Regions from separate parts of the Homo sapiens genome. Here region 1 is linked to region 2. The links are chromatin loops, found by intact Hi-C in ENCODE. Cell type or tissue: A673. All regions are shown on one strand.

Evidence for each region. Hi-C counts contacts between places; a loop is a spot of excess contacts. Peaks named below come from ENCODE experiments on the same cell type or tissue, not always from the same donor. Only the 100,000 strongest peaks of a DNase experiment are listed, where the experiment ranks them.
Region 1: a loop joins it to region 2, with 1.9 times the contacts of the local background. A loop is called at or near these places in 7 of 110 quality-filtered maps.

What each region holds. Positions count from the first base shown.
Region 1 is chr14:56,253,805-56,256,304 of GRCh38, forward strand. The region is part of intron 2 of PELI2 (pellino E3 ubiquitin protein ligase family member 2); the gene reads left to right. Among named protein-coding and RNA genes, the nearest start is that of LINC02284, 56 kb to the right of the region's middle. In A673, no CTCF peak of the experiment used is centred here; no DNase peak of the experiment used is centred here.
Region 2 is chr14:56,421,794-56,424,293 of GRCh38, forward strand. All of the region lies in intron 6 of LINC02284 (long intergenic non-protein coding RNA 2284), which reads left to right. Among named protein-coding and RNA genes, the nearest start is that of LINC02284, 110 kb to the left of the region's middle. In A673, a CTCF peak has its summit at 1,009 (motif pointing left); DNase peaks (open chromatin) are centred at 1,018 and 2,058; H3K27ac peaks cover 1,481 bases.

The DNA.
Region 1 (2,500 bases), 170 kb before region 2:
TACCAGTGACTTTCTTCACAGAATTGGGAAAAAAAACTACTTTAAATTTCATATGGAACAAAAAAAGAGCCCAGATAGCCAAGACAATTCTAAGCAAAAAGAACAAAGCTAGAGGCATCACACTACCTGACTTCAAACTATACTACAAGGCTACAATAACCAAGACAGGATGGTACTGGTACCAAAACAGATACATAGACCAATGAAACAGAACAGAAGCTTCAGAAATAATACCACACATCTACAACCATCTGATCTTTGACAAACCTGACAAAAGCAATGGGGAAAGGATTTCCTACTTAATAAATGATGTTGGCCAGGCGTGGTGGCTCACGCCTGTAATCCCAACACTTTAGGAGGCCAAGGCAGGCAGATCACGAGGTCAAGAGATCAAGACCATCCTGGCCAACATGGTGAAACCCCGTCTCTACCAAATATACAAAAATTAGCTGGGCATGGTGGTGCACACCTGTAGTCCCAGCTATTCGGAAGGCTGGGGCAGGAGAATTGCTTGAACCTGGGAGGCAGAGGTTGTAGTGAGCTGAGATGCGCCACTGCACTCCAGCCTGGTGACAGAGCAAGACTCCATCTCAAAAAAAAAAAAAAATGGTGTTGGGAAAACTGGCTAGCCCTATGCAGAAAGCTGAAACTGGACCCCTTCCTTAAACCTTATACAAAAATTAACTCAAGCTGGACTAAAGACTTAAACATAAGACCTAAAACCATAAAAACCCTAGAAGAAAACCCAAGCAATACCATTCAGGGCATAGGCGTGGGCAAAGACTTCATGACTAAAACAACAAAAGCAATGGCAACAAAAGCCAAAATTGACAAATGGGATCTAAGTAAACTAAAGAGCTTCTGCACAGCAAAGAAACTATCATCAGAGTGAACAGGCAACCTACAGAATGGGAGAAAATTTTTGCAATCTTTCCCGTCTGACAAAGGGCTAATATCCAGAATCTACAAGGAACTTAAACAAATTTACAAGAAAAAAACAACCCTATCAAAAAGTGGGCGAAGGATATGAACAGACACTTCTCAAAAGAAGACATTTATGCAGCCAACAAATACGAAAAAATTTCCATTATCACTGGTCATCAGAGAAATGCAAATCAAAACCACAATGAGATACCATCTCACACCAGTTAGAGTGGCGACCATTACAAAGTCAAGAAACAACAGATGCTGGAGAGGATGTGGAGTAATGGGAACGCTTTTACACTGTTGGTGGGAGTGTAAATTAGTTCAATCATTGTGAAAGACAGTGTGGCAATTCCTCAAGGATCTAGAATCAGAAATACCATTTGACCCAGCAATCCCATTATTGGTTATATACCCAAAGGATTATAAGTCATTCTACTATAAAGACACATGCACACATTTGTTTATTGCAGCACTATTTACAATAGCAAAGACTTGGAACCAACCCAAATGCCCATCAGTGATAGACTGTATAAAGAAAATGTGGCACATATACACCATAGAATACTATGCAGCCATAGAAAAGGATGAATTCATGTCTTTTGCAGGGACATGAATGAAGCTGGAAACCATCATTCTCAGCAGACTAACACAGGAACAGAAAACCAAACACCACATATTCTCACTCATAAGTGGGAGTTGAACATTGAGAATGCATGGACACAGGGAGGGAAACATCATGCACCAGGGCCTGTCGGGGTGGGGGTCTAGGGGAGGGATGGCATTAGGAGAAATACCTAATGTAGATGACAGGTTGATGGGTGCAGCAAACCACCATAGCACATGTATGCCTATGTAACAAACCTGCATGTTGTGCACATGTATCCCAGAACCTAAAGTATAATTTTTTAAAAAGTGGGGTTGGGGGAAGGTGGTGGACCACAGCAGATTGTATAGGCAGGATGGAGGAGATAGTGTTTGATGTACGTAGGGCCCACAGATTGGTGTGATCAGGTGTGTCATTTACATAATGTGTGGGGAAGGCTGGCTGCCCCACTCTAATCTTATTATGCAAATGAATTATCCTTGGCTGGCACCATCTTGTCTGCTCCTTACTGTACATGTGGCTGGCAGAGAAGGGAAGATGGAGCCACCACCTTGAACATGGCTAGTCCCTAGTTCCTGCTGGCATTCACTCGTGCAAGCTCCCAGCTTGCTTGTCTATGCAGCTCAACTTTACAGGGTGCTCTTTGTTAGAAAATGATTTGGGGCTGCTTTTCATTAAAAAGAAAAGCCTTACTGAGGACTCCAGTACCCTTTCTTACTATCTGTCTAAGTAATTTCATCTTAACTCCTGTGTCATCGGTGCTCATGATGGAGTCAGTTTAGGTTAGGCAAGACAAAAAATACCATTTACACTCAGGAGCAGTGGCTCATGCCTGTAATCCTAGCACTATGGGAGGCTGAGGCAGGAGGATCATTTGAGCCCAAGAGTTCGAGACCAGCCTGGACAACATAGTGAGACCCATCTCTCCAAAACACAAATTAAAAAAAAATATTAGCTGGGCATGGTGGT
Region 2 (2,500 bases):
ATCACAGCCGAGCATGGTGGCTCACACCTATAATCCCAGCACTTTGGGAGACCGAGGCGGGTGGATCACCTGAGGTCAGGAGTTAGAGACTAGCCTGGAGCCTGGCCAACATGGTGAAACCCCGTCTCTACTAAAAATACAAAAAGTTAGCCAGGTGTGGTGGCAGGCACCTGTAATCCCAGCTACTCAGGAGGCTGAGGCAGGAGAATCGCTTGAACCCGGGAGGCAGTGGTTACCGTGAGCTGAGATCACGCCATTGCACTGCAGCCTGGGTGACAAGAGTGAGACTCCGTCTCAAAAAAAAAAAAAAAAATCACATCTGCAAAGTCTTTTGCCATGTGCAGTAACCTGTGCACAAGTGCCAGGGAGCAGGACATAGACGTTTTGGGGAGGAGGGCACTATTCTGCCTACTGCAATGGTACTGAAGCAAAAGCAATTTTAAAGATTCTTAATATTTTCATCAGTTCGATAAATCAGAAGTGAACTCTTGAGGAGTCTTAAACATTTGGAGGAGGCTCTGTTGGAGAGCTGGCCCTTGCATGCCTCCACCACTATGTTGCTTAGCCATGACTTATCCCATTTCTTGAGGAAAGAGTAATGTGTTTTGGATCTGAGACACAGATGACTACATTCCCCTTGTCACCTTCACTTTGCCAATTCTCCATTTATTTCATTCTATAGAGACCTGACATATTGCCCTTAGAAACTGGCTACTCCCTAGAATACTGCCAATTTGGGGTTAGATGAGAACGATTATAAGATGGCTACTCAAAATAGTGCAGCTTGATTGAAGGTGTATTACAACATCCTCAGCAAATAATAAAAAATAGTGGATTAAAAAAAAAATTGCATTGGGGTTTTGTTTAAAAGGAGGTTACCCCTCCCTACATTGCTGTAGCATGGTGATTCTCTTTATTTTGGTCACTGTTATATTTCGTTCTGTTTGCAACACTATACTTCTATCAGCTGATGTGATGCAGCCAGCAGCTGCCCCCTTGTGTTAGAAATGTCCTATAGCTTAACCATGGAGAATCAGGACTTAATTCATTTACCCTGGCTCCTCCATTTCTTTCCCTGCCAACACAGCTGCAGCATAGCTCCTCCATCTAGAAACCTGGCAGCTATCCCAGCTGGAAGCTACCTGCCAACACTTTTCTGAAGACCAGCCAGAGGAGGAAGAACAGGAGGGCAGAGGGCTGAGGAGGGAGGCAAGAGAAGATGCAAATCTAATTGCACTGGCCTCCAGCCCTCTTCAGATCTCTGTGCTTCCAGAGGGGGTGACATACCATCAGCCATGACTGATCTTGCTTGTAAAAGTCCTATTTAGATGTAAGCACACTTCCCTGAGGTTTCAGATTCCAGAATTACCCTAATATTCCTCTTTACTTTGCAGTTATGCAGAACCAGGAACACCCCACTGACTGGAATAATGACCTCCCAGGCAGAAGAGTGGTGGATTGATGTTCTGATGTCTCTTTACCCTTATACTAGTCATTAAATTATGTACCTTCTTCTCACCTCCATAATGAGCCACAACGCTGTCCAACTTTTCTAGGAGAGGACCTCTTGTTAATGTCAAATTTTATACCATTCCCACATGATAGTAGTTGTACTTTTAGTATCTGTTGATTTTTAAAATATGTGATAAAAAGCACCTGAGTTCAATAAGATTTGGATTAAGTTTTATTTTAATCACACGGTATTGAATTACATTTGAAAATCAGCAAGGACGGGGACGCTGCAGTACCCTGTAAATACCAGTGAGATGAATAAAGAAAGTGCTTGGGGTGCATATGGATTCATGGACCTTTTTACAATAACTCAACACCCTAGAGAAGGAGTGGTTCACAGGCTGGGGCACCACTGGAGAGAAACAGGGGCCAAACTTGCTCAGTTTTGTGTGTGCATGGGCCGGGTCCAGGAGCAGCTCTGTGAGCTCCTTCCAAGTCTGTGCCCTTGGGAAAAGATCAGTGTTTAGATCAGGCCCACCCACAGGAAACCACACTGTTAAAATCCCTTCTTTCGTGGTTCTGAAATCTTCAAAATAAACAAAGCTACCCTGTAGGCTGGGACTTCAGTTGTATCCTTTTGGTTCATGTTACAAACTTTACAAGGAAAAGTGGCCTCATGGCAGCTGGAGCAAAGGAGGGAAATTAAGTAGACAAGACACTTCCTAGGACAGGCGGCTCTAGTCCAGGGGCCTCCCAAGGGGAGCGTGATTTCAAGTTTGCTGCTCTCCCACAAACGAGATGGTAGCTAAAGAAAAGGTAAATGAAGAGAGCTGGCTAGAAACAGAGGTGATAATTCAAGTACTTAGAAACCAGTAGGGCCTGGGTGTCAGTGCATTGGAATGATCCATGAGCCAGAGCTCCTAAAAAGGCCCTGAAGCACAGTCTTCTCCCCACTACCCTAAGGAGCAGGTATTAACCCTTTGGTTGCTGGATCAAGGGAAGGTGAGGGGTTCCAAGGTGGCTGGGGTGGTTGTACAGGGAGTGGATG